Regions from separate parts of the Homo sapiens genome. Here region 2 is linked to region 1. Evidence: chromatin loops called from intact Hi-C (ENCODE). Cell type or tissue: endothelial cell of umbilical vein. All regions are shown on one strand. Links, peaks and the distances in the headings refer to the core of each region. The heading gives the core; the rest is flanking DNA.

Evidence for each region. Peaks named below come from ENCODE experiments on the same cell type or tissue, not always from the same donor. Only the 100,000 strongest peaks of a DNase experiment are listed, where the experiment ranks them.
Region 2: it touches region 1 in a loop (2.1-fold over the local background); 1 of 110 quality-filtered maps calls a loop at or near these places.

The regions. Positions count from the first base shown.
Region 1 is chr12:90,539,613-90,547,940 of GRCh38, forward strand. No RefSeq gene overlaps it. Among named protein-coding and RNA genes, the nearest start is that of LINC02822, 50 kb to the right of the region's middle. In endothelial cell of umbilical vein, for the core only: no CTCF peak of the experiment used is centred there; DNase peaks (open chromatin) are centred at 4,009 and 4,429; H3K27ac peaks cover 1,679 bases.
Region 2 is chr12:90,850,182-90,858,509 of GRCh38, forward strand. No RefSeq gene overlaps it. Among named protein-coding and RNA genes, the nearest start is that of LINC00615, 64 kb to the right of the region's middle. In endothelial cell of umbilical vein, for the core only: a CTCF peak has its summit at 4,046; a DNase peak (open chromatin) is centred at 4,060.

The DNA.
Region 1 (8,328 bases), core at 2,084-6,083:
AAAATCAGAGCAGAACTGAAGGAAATAGAGACACAAAAAACCCTTCAAAAAATCAATGAATCCAGGAGCTGGTTTTTTGAAAGGATCAACAAAATTGATAGACCGCTAGCAAGACTAATAAAGAAAAAAAGAGAGAAGAATCAAATAGACACAATAAAAAATGATAAAGGGGATATCACCACCAATCCCACAGAAATACAAACTACCATCAGAGAATACTACAAACACCTCTATGCAAATAAACTAGAAAATCTGGAAGAAATGGATACATTCCTCGACACATACACTCTCCCAAGACTAAACCAGGAAGAAGTTGAATCTCTGAATAGACCAATAACAGGCTCTGAAATTGTGGCAATAATCAATAGTTTACCAACCAAAAAGAGTCCAGGACCAGATGGATTCACAGCCGAATTCTACCAGAGGTACAAGGAGGAACTGGTACCATTCCTTCTGAAACTATTCCAATCAATAGAAAAAGAGGGAATCCTCCCTAACTCATTTTATGAGGCCAGCATCATTCTGATACCAAAGCCGGGCAGAGACACAACCAAAAAAGAGAATTTTAGACCAATATCCTTGATGAACATTGATGCAAAAATCCTCAATAAAATACTGGCAAACCGAATCCAGCAGCACATCAAAAAGGTTATCCACCATGATCAAGTGGGCTTCATCCCTGGGATGCAAGGCTGGTTCAATATACGCAAATCAATAAATGTAATCCAGCATATAAACAGAGCCAAAGACAAAAACCACATGATTATCTCAATAGATGCAGAAAAAGCCTTTGACAAAATTCAACAACCCTTCATGCTAAAAACTCTCAATAAATTAGGTATTGATGGGACGTATTTCAAAATAATAAGAGCTATCTATGACAAACCCACAGCCAATATCATACTGAATGGGCAAAAACTGGAAGCATTCCCTTTGAAAACTGGCACAAGACAGGGATGCCCTCTCTCACTGCTCCTATTCAACATAGTGTTGGAAGTTCTGGCCAGGGCAATCAGGCAGGAGAAGGAAATAAAGGGTATTCAATTAGGAAAAGAGGAAGTCAAATTGTCCCTGTTTGCAGATGACATGATTGTTTATCTAGAAAACCCCATTGTCTCAGCCCAAAATCTCCTTAAGCTGATAAGCAACTTCAGCAAAGTCTCAGGATACAAAATCAATGTACAAAAATCACAAGCATTCTTATACACCAACAACAGACAAACAGAGAGCCAAATCATGAGTGAACTCCCATTCACAATTGCTTCAAAGAGAATAAAATACCTAGGAATCCAACTTACAAGGGATGTGAAGGACCTCTTCAAGGAGAGCTACAAACCACTGCTCAAGGAAATAAAAGAGGACACAAACAAATGGAAGAACATTCCATGCTCATGGGTAGGAAGAATCAATATCATGAAAATGGCCATACTGCCCAAGGTAATTTACAGATTCAATGCCATCCCCATCAAACTACCAATGACTTTCTTCACAGAATTGGAAAAAACTACTTTAAAGTTCATATGGAACCAAAAAAGAGCCCGCATCGCCAAGTCAATCCTAAGCCAAAAGAACAAAGCTGGAGGCATCACACTACCTGACTTCAAACTATACTACAAGGCTACAGTAACCAAAACAGCATGGTACTGGTACCAAAACAGAGATATAGATCAATGGAACAGAACAGAGCCCTCAGAAATAATGCCGCATATCTACAACTATCTGATCTTTGACAAACCTGAGAAAAACAAGCAATGGGGAAAGGATTCCCTATTTAATAAATGGTGCTGGGAAAACTGGCTAGCCATATGTAGAAAGCTGAAACTGGATCCCTTCCTTACACCTTATACAAAAATCAATTCAAGATGGATTAAAGATTTAAACGTTAGACCTAAAACCATAAAAACCCTAGAAGAAAACCTAGGCATTACCATTCAGGACATAGGCGTGGGCAAGGACTTCATGTCCAAAACACCAAAAGCAATGGCAACAAAAGCCAAAATTGACAAATGGGATCTAATTAAACTAAAGAGCTTCTGCACAGCAAAAGAAACTACCATCAGAGTGAACAGGCAACCTACAACATGGGAGAAAATTTTCGCAACCTACTCATCTGACAAAGGGCTAATATCCAGAATCTACAATGAACTCAAACAAATTTACAAGAAAAAAACAAACAACCCCATCAAAAAGTGGGGGAAGGACATGAACAGACACTTCTCAAAAGAAGACATTTATGCAGCCAAAAAACACATGAAAAAATGCTCATCATCACTGGCCATCAGAGAAATGCAAATCAAAACCACTATGAAATATCATCTCACACCAGTTAGAATGGCAATCATTAAAAAGTCAGGAAACAACAGGTGCTGGAGAGGATGTGGAGAAATAGGAACACTTTTACACTGTTGGTTGGACTGTAAACTAGTTCAACCATTGTGGAAGTCAGTGTGGCGATTCCTCAGGGATCTAGAACTAGAAATACCATTTGACCCAGCCATCCCATTACTGGGTATATACCCAAAGGACTATAAATCATGCTGCTATAAAGACACATGCACACGTATGTTTATTGCGGCATTATTCACAATAGCAAAGACTTGGAACCAACCCAAATGTCCAACAATGATAGACTGGATTAAGAAAATGTGGCACATATACACCATGGAATACTATGCAGCCATAAAAAATGATGAGTTCATGTCCTTTGTAGGGACATGGATGAAATTGGAAACCATCATTCTCAGTAAACTATCGCAAGAACAAAAAACCAAACACCGCATATTCCCACTCATAGGTGGGAATTGAACAATGAGATCACATGGACACAGGAAGGGGAATATCACACTCTGGGGACTGTGGTGGGGTCGGGGGAGGGGGGAGGGATAGCATTGGGAGATATACCTAATGCTAGATGACACGTTAGTGGGTGCAGTGCACCAGCATGGCACATGTATACATATGTAACTAACCTGCACAATGTGCACATGTACCCTAAAACTTAAAGTATAATAATAAAAAAAAAAAGTTAAAAAAAAAAAAAAAAAAGAGATAACAAGAAAGAAAAAAAAAAAATATACTGAGCAGACAGAACAGTGGGCATACAGAAAAGATAGTAATTTTAATTGTGATCAATGTAAAATCCTGCAATTAAATACAATTAATAAATATATTCTAGAGGATAAAAAAAAAAAAAAACTGGAAAAAGTACTTCTTGAAACAATACTTACACATTTTATGTGCAATGCAACCTCATAGTTTCTGTTCTTTTCTACTCTATTTGATTTACTAAATTGATCAACCTCAAATTTGAAAACATGAATTAAATATCATTTCCTCTAGGAATCTTCCTTGACCTCATAAACTAGCTCATTGCTCCTGCTCTGTGATTTTACTAGATTTTGCACTTCCTGTATTGTAGCTCTAAATACATTTGGTGTTACGGTTTGTTTACTTTTCTGCCCTTTTAAAGACTGAAAAATGCAGAGACATAGGCTTAGTGTCTATCTTACTATCATGCTTTCTGCATTGAATACAGTACTTGTCTTATGTTAAGTGCTTAAAAATTAAAGTTGAATGATTTGGTAAGTGAAATCTAACCTATTTGAATTAATGACACTAAAAAATAAAGTTGTTGTGTTTGTTCTTGCTGTTGTTTAAATCCTAAGAATCCTACGGATGAATTATTTCAAATATATCTTCAAGAAAAGAAATAAGTACAAGAAAGTTTTAATGAAAAAATTTTAAATGATCATAATGAAGAAAACAGAAAACACATCTTTTTGGCAACTCTCTCTACAAATGGCTATATTTCATCTTGTTTATACTATTGGTTATGGGTTATGAACTGCAAAATCCCAATTTACACTGAGAGGATATCCTGAGAGTAACAGATTATCTCTAGCTATTGTTCCAGTGGAATGTGTCTGGAGAGAAATAAGGCATGTTACTTTATCATTTAAAAGTTAAAACAATTAGTCTTTCTTTTGGTACAAACATTTCAAAAAAGCTACATTCCAAATTGGTGAGTCAGGTAGAAATCAGAGGTTTGCTTATATTTAATTAGGAGAATAAGTATTGCTCTTCACCCAGGCCATGGTGCCATTCTGTATTTTAACGTGACTTGCCAAGATTTTTCACACACATTTGTAACCTTGGTTTTAGCTATGTACAACCCTTTCATAATTTTCAGTAGTGAATTTATTGGGATTAGAAAAGAGAAGCTGGAAATGACTTCAGTGATACTTAAAATATATCTTTTTTGGCAAAAAACAATTTTCTCTCATTATTTTGGTTACTTTAAACACTGATTTATGAGAAATTCAATCCATTTGTTTTTATTTCATATATCACAAAAATGTTGTCACAAAAGAACTTTACAAACAGCCGTTTCCGCTCCCAGTAATATAGTGAAGCTTTGAATAGCCTATATTTTGTGTTAGGATTTTTGCCAAACACCAGGTTCCCAGTCAGATGACTCAGTACAGTGAAATGGATACAGACAAATATTATATGTTCCTTGGAATTATGTAGTATATACACGATATTAACAAAATGTATTTTCATATAAAGAAATAATTTTTGAGAGGGCCAATGTACATGGAAAAACACTAACTAAACAATTCCGTATTTTCAGCTGAAATAATCCTTACCCCATTTGTATTAGGATAATCTCTGCTTCAAGGAAAAGAAAAACTTTAGAGACTTGCCTAACAGAGAAAGGTATTATCTCACATAATTTAGAGAAAACATTTAGAGACAGAAATTTAGAGAAAAATTGGTTTCTAAGTTGTTTAAGAAATTTGATGTCAAATGTGCTTTCTTTCCAGTCCTCAGGTCTGCCATCTTTCTTCCTCAGGATGGTAAAGGTGTGGTTGCAGTGGTCCCTTATGTGACTATGTTTAGAAAAAGAAGAGACATTATAACTTTTTGTGCTCCACTCTTAGTGAGGAGGAAAATTTTTCTAAAGATGCTCTCCATCCCAGCAAACTTGTCATCAAGTCTTATTGGTGGAAACTGGGTTGCATGTTCTTTTTGAACCAAGAGCTGACAAGGAAAATGAGATTGCCTTTTGACCAATAAGGCTTATACTTTGGTTGGAGATGAAGTAGACTTCTTCTAAGGCACATACATAGCTGATTCATGAAGTTGATGAGGATCATTACAGTTTCAAGTAATTAATATTAATTACAAACGGACCATTTTTTGGTAAAGAAAAAAGACTGTAAGTTTCACTAAATTGAGGAAATTATTATCTCTATATATGTTTCTTTCTTCATGCTCAAGCCACATTTTATGCACTGTCAGTGATTAGTTACAAATAAGAAATGAGAACAATTAGTAAGTTGAGAAATAGATTGACAGAGGCACTTGAAGTCCATGGTTTGAAGTTCAGACTTCAATGAAGGACCATTATTAAACTTGATTTGGAGTCAGTTTAGAGTTCTGAAATAGAGTTACATGGAATAAATGCCCGAGTAAGATGATTCTTGCTGCTCTTCCACAAAGTGGCACTGACCATGTTTACCGCTTAGTCTATCTTCAACTTCAGTTGTGGATTTTCATCCCTGATAAGAAACAAGTGAGAATACTTGGACAATGACCTTCTTGATTTCATTTTCCCTTCTCCCACTTGCGTGGCTGAAAGGCAAGTTGAAAATATAAAATGGAGAGTGCTTAGCAGTTATGCTGGAGTGTGGGTTCATTCTGTGCTTTAATAAAAAACTTTAATACATCTTTTAGAATATTTTGAATATTATAGAAATAAAAGCATGTTTCTTTAAAGTAAAAGATAAATATGAATTTCTTCCATACCACTCATCAGTCTTTTGATGGAAACTATACTCCATAAAATAATGGAAAAATAAAACACAGATCTTTAGAAACAGAATGGCTACTCATCTGTAAAATGTGGAGATTTCATCAAATGATCTCTGATCTCTTTCAGGTGTAAAAGTTAATGAGTCCATTCAAGTAGATCTGTTTAAAAGCAGGAAAGAATATTATGTTTCACTTCTCTCACTTTTATTCTATCTAGAAAAACTTTCAATCCAATTTTGGAATTTCTTTTGCTAGACGATTCATGGTTTACATTGAAAGAAAATGGATTTTAGCCCAGTTGGTTTCAGTGAATTAAATTTTACCATAAGAAATGTGAAAAAATACCTGCTTTTTTCAAATTCATAATATTGCCCCAGTTTCCAAAAGATCCAAGTATAAATAGTAATGAATTATATCAGATAAATCATAATTATATTAACATATAGTAAAAGTACATTAACTTATGATTAACCTCCGATGCAATTTGAAATTAAAAACACAAGGTGGCCAAGAGCAGTGGCTCAAGCCTTTAATCCCAGCACTTTGGGAGGCCAAGGCGGGTGGATCACTAGGTCTGGAGATCGGAGATCTAGACCATCGTGGCTAACATGGTGAAACCCCGTCTCTACTAAAAATACAAAAAAAAAAAAAAAAAAAAAAAAATTACCCGGGCGTGGTGGCAGGCGCCTGTAGTCTCGGGAAGCTGAGGCAGGAGAATGGCGTGAACCCGGGAGGCGGAGCTTGCAGTGAGCCGAGATCGGGCTACTGCACTCCAGCCTGGGTGACAGAGTGAGACTCTGCCTCAAAAAAAAAAAAAAGAAACAAGGTGTATTAAGTGAAAATTACTATCCATATTTGTAGCCTCATTGTTCTGGGATGGTTTATGCATGTGTGCACATGCACATGTGTACCTTTACCAGAACTTTTGTAAACGCTTTAATTTTACTTATTCTTTCTTTCATTTTTCACTGTTAAGATACGATAAACTCAAGTCAGAATGACTAAAATATTTTCAAGGACATGCCAAGAGAATTTAAGCAAACAGGGTGGCCAGTAACCAATGGGATTTTCAGTTCACCACTGCAATGGTATTGTACAAACATTGGAAGTATAGAGAACGTATTTTGCCTGGGATTACCTTCTCCTCTTGCTCACCCCAGTAAATTCTTATCTTCAGATTTCTCATTATAAGTCTATTTCTGAAGATTTATTCTTACTTGATCAGATAAGTAACAAAATATCTAACAAAATGTCTTACAAAACCAGTTTTTCTGGCCTATGCTGGGAGATACATTATTACATGAATCAAGTATCATCCAAGTCAGTGTTGCCATATGTCGCATTGGCTACTTAGACTCAAAACAAGAGCAGATTATCTGGCCTCTGTCTCACGCTTCTTCCTGATGCATCTGTTTCTCTTAAATGATGCTGGAGTTATTTTCCTTATGCATATAGCTGCTTAATACTTTCTTTTATTTTACCTGGAATTCAGCATGAGGCGATACTTGGAATGGTTTAAAAACCTATCGTAATTTACACATCTTTCACCCTCCTTTACTCTCCCACAAATTCTATATCCTACATTTTAGCCATGTTCAATGCTTTATTGTTTTCACATGCTCTTCACTCTGCCCTAATTGTTCTTTGCCTCCTCGACCTGTTCACCTTACAAATTCCTCATTCCATTCTTCAGAGCAGCAAATGATAGAAACAAAAGACCAAGAATCAAATGACACAGGTTTTGATTTCTAAGTTTTTACCTATGTGATTAAATCTTGGAAGACTCTTCCTGCTTTCTGAAACTAAGTTTCTTAATGTGTAAAATAGACTTTAAAAGGAAAAGCATTGGAAAATGCTTTCCTTTAAAAGGAAAAGTAAAAAGGAAAAACTAAATACATGTTAATTTTGCTTTCCTTCTCTGATATACTCCAATGATAATAGATCATTCTCTCTTTTTTTTTAAGGCTTTTTATTCAACATCTCTCCTTAGATTTTTGTTACATATGTAGTTTACAGCCAGTTATTGATTTTTCTGATTTCACTGTATATATCGTGAAGAAAAATTTATATCAGACCTGTTTAACTTTTCAATATGTGAGACACTTATCAGGTATTTAATAAATTATTGTTCAATTAAAAATGAATAATATTTAATAATATTTAATAGTTTAATCAAAACATCAATACATACTGATAAATGCAAAACTAAAAGTGGTCAAAATATTTTATTGGTAAATACTAAATTCATTTATATTAGCGTTACTTCAGAGTGTACATTTTTATAAATTAAAAACATTTTTTATGAGTTGCACAAATTTAGGGCGCTAAATATGACTTCAACATCATCTGTTCTCCAAATATCAACTCTTAAACCTTTCAAAACCATTAAAATATACTTTTAAATTCATCCATTTTTTTGGAAAAAATCCTGATTGATATTTCAAAATACTTCTATTGGATTTTATGAAATGGTGCATTGCTTGAATTTATAGTTAATAGATTAAATAGTTC
Region 2 (8,328 bases), core at 2,184-6,183, 310 kb after region 1:
AGTGTACATGAGGGATTGTGATGGAAATGTTCTGTATCTAGAGTGTATCAATATCAATATCCTGGTTGTGAAACAGTAGTATAATTTTGCAAGACAATACCATTGGGGAAAACAAGGTGAAGAATACCTGGAATCTCACTGTACTTTTTCTTACAATTGCATGTGAATCTACAATGACCTCAAAATAAAAAGTTAAATTTATAAATTATAAGGTAAATATAGTTATTACTCCAGTTTACAACTAAGAAAACTAAGGCAGAATTCATTTACATGATTTGCTCATCATGACAGGATTATTAAGGAAGACTTAGAATTTGAACCATTTTGGTTTTGACAGTCGATTCCTCACTCTCTTTTTTTATTGTTTCTTTTATTATTATTACTATTTTTTTTTGAGACGGAGTCTCGCTCTATCACCAGGCTGGAGTGCAGTGGCGCAATCTCGGCTCACTGCAATCTCTGCCTCTCTGGTTCAAGCGATTCTCCTGCCTCAGCCTCCCAAGTAGCTGGGACTACAGGTGCCTGCCACCACGACCAGGTAATTTTTGTATTTTTAGTAGAGACTGGCTTTCACCATGTTGACCAGGATGGTCTCAATCTCCTGATATCATGATTCCCCTGCCTCAGACTCCCAAAGTGCTGGGATTACAGGTGCGAACCACCACGCCCGGCCCAATTCCTCACTCTTAATCCTGAATCTTTACACCTTTTACTTTTCTTCTGGCTGCATATGGTCCATAACTAAGTGGGATTTTGCTTATGATTATGCAAATTACATTTTAGAAAATAATCTTGTAACATTCCAAGATAATCAATATTAGTAAACAGCAAGTTCAAGTTCACTACAAATTATTTCACACCATACATTAAATACCAATATTCGAACCCTCATAAATTATTATAAACATAAAAATGTGTATAATATAATATGTACGTACAAAATTAAATTTTTGTGAACTAGATATATGTGGATATTCTAATTCAAATTGTATTTCGTGCAATAGCTTACAAGGGCTACTTGCTTGTTTATAAAGGTAATGAAAAAGAGCAGCGTATTTTTCAAATAATTGCTTGTAGATCAAACAAAGTCAATGTAAGTCTCAATTCAGCCTTCAGTCTCAAGTAAGTCTCTTCATTAACGAGCATAATGATATAAAATCTATTTTAATTCTTAAACCATTAATGAGATTGATTTTTTGGTTATATTGAGGCAGCAGTTCTACATTGAAAATATTGTGACCTGACATGTTATCATGTTGTGTAACGTTTCTGTGAACAAAGATTTAAAGATATTCTAAATCTCTTCTTTAAAATCAAATATAAGTGGTGATAATTAATTGAAGTTATTTCCTTAACTTCTCACCTGTTTTTGTTTTCATTTTATTCTTACAACCTTATGAGGCAGAGAGAATACGATCGACTATGCATGACAGATGAAGAGAGAGGCAGAGGAAGAACACCTAATCAGTCTACATTCTTCTAACTAATAACCTAAGTGAATGCTAAATTGAATAATGTCATTTGAAATAAAAAGTTTGTGAATTAGCCTGATTTAATTATTCACATTGTAAATATATACCAAAATATCACGTTGTACCCCACAAGTATATGGAATTATTATTTGTCAATTAAAATTAAAATTTCAAAAGAAGAACATGAGAAAAAAAAATTCAGGTAGGTTTCCACAGAACAGAGTGACAAAATAATGAGTCAATATAGTGTAAACAAAAAGGTACCAGTATATAAAGCTGGTCCAGAAGTCATTTATTGAAGCACAACAGATCGATGATGAACTCTGTTTTTGTGGATTTAGGTAACAGTATCAATAGAGGTTAAACAAACAATAGTCGTCCATATCAGACTGTGACTGTGCTTAAATCCCCAAATGGTTATAGGGTCAATAGGCAACTTACACATTGCTCTTTTATAGGGTCAATAGTCAAGTTATACATTACCCTTTTTCTGTCTCATTTTCCTAGCATATTAAGGAAAGAAGATGCTAGCAATTACATGTTGTTATTTTAAAAATGAGACAAGATACTTACATAAAATACCTAGTGAGTTACTGCCTCAATGCAAGTGTTGAGTCAGTGGTAGAAGCAGTGAACATTGCAATTATGATCATCAATGAACAAAAAAGTTTTATTAAAGGAAAGAGGGGAGGAAACCTGTTATTAGCAGGAAAGCTAATAGTGGCAGTTGCTTTATATTTGGTATGTCATTAACTCTAGACAAAGACATACAGATACTCCAAGTTGAAAGAATTTTTTAAAATGGGCATTTTGCCAAATTTTATCAAGGCATTTATTGAGTTAAAGAATGCATCAAGTATTTTGAACAGCACCTGACATACAGCAAATGTTCAGCATGTTAGCTCCTATTACTATCACTATTGCTAAGTAGTGAAGCAATGATTAGAATCTGTTCTGTCTGACACCAGTGCACATCACACATCATAGAAGTGTTAATTAGCAGTGTTTTTGAGGTTAGGTTGTAAGTCATCTACAAAGAACAATAAATATCTACACTCAGGAGACTGGAGAGAAAAAAAAGTAAAATAAAGTCTATTTCATTTGTTCCCAAATTTACCATCACTAAAAGAAGTCTAATTAAAGTTACTGAATTTCTATTAAGGACCAAACCATAAATAGATGTGATGATTTGGGGATGAATAATATACATTGTCTTGCTCCTCAGAGAGTTCATGGATGAGTAGGAGCAACTAACATTTGGGCAAATAATCTTATGCAATGTGGCAGTTACCATAACAGAAATAGGTGAAGAATAATAGGATAATATATAATTAATTTTTTAGTAGAAGAAGAAAAACTACAAATGTTTCTAAAATCACTACCTATATATGAAAACTCACATATATGTGAAAAACTATGTATACATGCCATAAAGACATAAATATATATACTCATTATATATATATAATAAGTAGTATTAAAGGAAGAAGGAGAGGAAACCTGTTATTAGTAGGAGTATATATTATATAGAGAGATAGAGAGAGACTATATATATATATATATATATATACATATATATATATACATATATATATATATATATATATACTCATTCATTCATTTTAAGCATGCTTGCAAGTCAGGGCACCACATTGTCATCATATGCCAATCATTGTATAATTACTTGATCCAAATGTCCAGTTGAAAATCAAACCAAGTAAGGTTTGATAAAACCCAGAAAGTAATCTAAGTCTTTTATATTGGGGTCATCGCTGACACATTTATTGCACTCAAGAAATATGATGTTCTCTAACATTATAAAAAAGGATTTTGAACAAAGTTAACATTGAAAACTTCATAGCCTATTATTTCTGTCATCTCTATATATTATCATTCATAAAAATTAGTCTCTGAAAGCAGAAATTCTATTGTCTTATGCTTTACATAACAGACTATTATTATCTGAAATTAGAAATAGTCTAGTAATAAATATATGAAGACATTTGCTACTGATTGCTTTGGGCAGACGTTTTGCTTGAGATATATTGATATTTGTCTTTATAAAGTTTAACTTCTGTACATTCCAAAACCACTACATTACCATGATGTTCTCATTTATGAGCTATCTCATGGAAAGTATTCCATTTTTTGCAATGAAAGAAATGAGATGCCTTTCTCCAATCATTGTTACATTGTGCAGGTTTTTATATTTTCCTTTTTCAGCTTCCCACATCGCATGTCATTATAACAACTACATTATAAACTAAAACAAGTGATTATATTGGAAAATAATGGGGCTTGGGAAGGAATAGTCTTCCATGCAATAATTTTTTCTCTGCAGAATAAAATATTCTAATTTGCTCCCGACTCAGTGCTTGAAATAATGGACATGATGTTTTCTAAAATTAAAAACAGTAAAGTGACAAGAAAAAAGAAATTTAGAATATCATTTTAAATAATAAAACAGTCAATACTGCAAAAAGATAAACGATGCAAAGTAAACTCAAATGTTTGGAGACTGCATCGCCCAGACCCATCACCATTTACCAAATAAGGTGTGTTCCACTGGCCCTCTAGTGGTGACGTGTTAGAATCATAGATTCTTCCACTCGAAGGGTAAAAAAAGCTGTCTTCTTTCAGAAGTACTAAAGTGAAACATGTTCCTGTAAATGCCATATTCTAGGAATGTATTTTTAAATCTCCGTGTGGGATGTAAGTAGAAAAATTTTCCTCAGCCAATGTGGGGTTTCTTCTTGTACCCCTCAATAAAAGCTATGTCAAGTGAAGATGACAAATTGGGATACCACATGGTACATCATAATAACCCAGTACTTTTGCCACATTAAGTTTTGCAAAAGGTTGCAAATGAGTCATAGCACAAAGTTCTGCAAGCCCTGCAACATCTCCCTCCATTGCACCTTAATTCTTTTCAGCAAGCCCCGTCTTACTGGAGCCCTGGCATTTTCTTTAAAAGGGAGTGCCCCATTGTTATAATGTTTCTATGACGGACAGAAATTACTCTGCGGTTTCAGACTGAAGAGCAAGTGCAGTTACCTCCTGCATTGCCATCCTCTTAGCAAAGCTTTCTGATGTTTCTGGACAGATAATCCTCCTGAGGAAACCCCCTCAATAATGAAGGTATTACAAATAATACATGTTATACCATCCACTAGACCTTATTTGGTTCTTGGCCATAACGAACAGTGGTCTTTAGGAGGATGTCACAGCTCCCCGGCACTAAAGTGTGTCTAGGACTCATTTTCATAACTTAATGCACAAATATCCAAAAAGGAATCAGCAGCTGTCTCTCCTCGAGTTTCTTTTACCTTCCTTTCTTTTTTTTTCCTTTTTCTTTTCTTTTCTTTTCTTTATTTATTTATTTATTTTTGAAATAGGGTCTAGCTCTGCTGCTCAGGCTACGGTGCAGTGGTGCAACCATGACTCACTGCAACTTCAAACTCCCTGGTCCAAGGGATACTCCCACCTCAGCCTCCCAAGTAGCCTGGACTACAGGCACATGTCACCATACCTGGCTAATTAAAAAAAAAAAAAAAAAAAAAAAACTTGTAGAGATGGGATCTCCCTATGTTGCCCAGGCTGGTCTTGGACTCCTGGGCTCAAATGATCCTCCTGCCTTGGCCTCCCAAAGTGCCGGGACCACAGCCATGAGCCACTGCACCTACAGCCCCACCCATCTAAAAAACAAAACAAAACAAAATCAAAACTTTTCTACAGTACAAGAATTCTATGTTTATGTAATAATTGAAAATAATATTTTATCAATACAACTTCTGACTAAAGTATGGTTGCAGAGCTCTGGGATTAGTGCTGTGTACGAGGAATGGGAAATTAGACAGTATGTGTGCTTATTCACTCCACAATATTCTGTTGCAAAAACCATGGCAGTTAGTGGGGACAGCGTTGACTCAAAATGAACAAGTTAGTTGGAAGGAAGGAAGGAAGGAAGGAAGGAAGGAAGGAAGGAAGGAAGGAAGGAAGGAAGGAAGGAGAGGGAAAGGAAAGGGAGAAAAAGGAGACAGACAACAAAAAAGAAGGAAGGAGGGAGAAAGAAAAGAGTCAATGTGTCCTGTTTACATGAAAACCTTTTAAAGCACAATATTTCTTCAAGGCAGGCAGAGATAAAACAGATCACTTTTCAATAATTTACTCTGAGTTACTAAGATCTTTATTTTTCTTTTTCTCTTTTCTTTTTTGAAGGAGAATATTCAGGTTGATAATCAGGGTTAAAGTACCATGATATTGTAAAAGTCAAATACACAACTACATGCTTCTTTTGCAACCAAAATTTCCTTTATTGTATACATTTAAGAGTTGTGATACTTATTCTACTTCACTGTAAAAACAAAGAAATGTCACACTTAACACCTGCAGGTAGAGACAAGTTACGTTCATGTTAAATTCATGGCAGTAACATAGCATCTTTTTCAGTTTCATTTAAGATTCTGCTTTTCAGAATTCATTTGCCACTACCCGTTTTAATGCCTAGAATTGTGTTAAAGAATATTAGTTCTCTAATCTTCACTTAGTTTTATAATATTTAATGCTCTTTTGACTTCAGAATATTTCCTTAAATAAAAAAGATATACATATATTTGCAGTATATATATTCATAATTGTATATGCTATTACATGCATGCAATATACATATATGTATATATACATTTGCATACAAACACACACACACACATTTCTATGTATTTGCATCTTGACCATGTATTAAATACCTGAGTTTTTTCTCAGTATAAACTTTAGGATATATTCTAGAAATGTTATTAAGAATGAAGAAAGAAGACTGAAAGAGAGAAAATGCATTCTATTCCAAAACTAAATAATATTAGGTTGGCATACATTGACTTTCAATGGCATAAACCTCAATTACTTTTGTGCCAACCTAAAAATTCAAAAGATTTTAGTCTAATGTAATTTTATTATACAATGGAAAATTATTTTAGCAGTTAAAAATACTTGGTAAGATCATCAATGCCATGCATACAGTTGGGGCTACAATAAAACACATCCATATTAATGTACATAAATGCTGAAAGGGAAAATCATGCATTATTTTAGGTTGTAAAGTTTTAAGTTAGAGATTTCTATCTAACTTTTTAGGCCTCCTGAGTCCTGATCCTTCAAGGATGCCTTATAGATTGGTGGTTAACACCATCAAAGATGGAGTAAACAGACTAACCTAAATAGAATCCTGGCTCTGTTATTTAGTACCTGTGTGCCTTTAATTTAGATATGTCTAGTCTCTGAATCTATTTTCCTAATGTAAAATACTACCTAACTCTGCATTTATTCAAAGAATTAGAAGAGACAGAATATGCCAAGTTCTTTTGCACAGAAAGTTTTACATTTTAAGAGCTAGGTAAATGGTGACACATTATTATTATTATCATTATTATTATATAAGAAAAATGAATCAGGCAATAAGATTATTTGGGGCAAAGATGGGAGTAGGGAAATTATAGGTTAGGGAAAAGGAGGGCAGGCTTGTTACTTGTTTTGTGAAAAAAATGATATACTTTAAGGAATTGAATTCATTGAGTAATTTCTAAGTTCTCCATTTTAATTGGGGTTTTTGTTCACTGACTCTGTGATTGTTACTTGGTTCATCTGAATTTTATTTCTAAAAGTCTCTTTATCATGAGAGAGGAAAAATGTAGGTAAAAATGATTGATATAACACTCAAACACTGTCTGCTGTTTTATGTACTCAAACAAAAGTGTTAAGTGTATGCTTCAAGAATAAATTATAATTATCAGCTTTTAGAATAAAGAAAGCCTTCGGTTATAGAATGGTTCTGCCTAAATGATACAAACGACTCAGTTATCTCACTGCTACTACATCTTTTAGCTCTATCAACCTGCTATTTGATACAAAATTAGAAGTGATTTTTAAATATTTCTAAATTCCTCCACTTCATAGGTCAGAGTTACCCCAAAATGAACACTACTTTATGCTGATTTCATTAGTCATAGGGAAGCAACTAAACAAAAACTTGAAATTCTGCAACCTGGATTCACAATCCCCACTCCCTGCTTCTCTATTATCTTAATAATCATATGAGATTCAGAAATTAAGCTGGAACACTCTGATCTAAACTGCGCAAAGTTGAATGCAGTTAAAAAATCTTATAACAATTTCCAAGGTGACATGGTTTACCTTGAAAGTGCTGCATATGTATTGAAAGCAAAGCTTTGACTTTAGGAGAACTATCAGGTTTGGGGTAAACAAATAAATTTCAAGGTTTGAGTCCACAACCTAAAGGTCAAAAGATACATGATGTGGATGTATGTGACACTGCTTTACACTGAAATAATTATGCAGAGATTAACTTCATAGTGATTAAAAAAACTAAAATTGTATTCAAATGAGTATTTCAGATTACTATGTTAATTTGAAACAGTGGAACGTCACTGGTCTCATCTAAGGTAGTATCTGATCTTGTTGTCTCATGACTGAGACAATTGAGGACACAAAGAGAGTGAGGTTGGAGTGAAAGTTTAATAAGTGAAAGAAAAAAGCTCTCCTCAGTGGAGAGGGGAACCCAAGTGGGTTGCTGTTTTTACAGTTGAATCCAAAAGCTTTTATGAGAAACTCCTCTCATCTCTATAGCTGTTTGAGTAACTTCTCTTATCCATAAAGCTGTCTGCATAATTCCCCCTTGCGTATGTAGTTCTGGGTATGTCTCTAGGCAGGCACAATGTGCACTTCTTTTGTTTGTATAAATGTGGGTTTGTTTTAGGTAAGCCCCTCTCCTCCCTGTGCAAGTTCCCATCGTATACATGTCTGAGAAGGGGAGGAAACTTTTCCTGGGTGCCTGCCAATTACA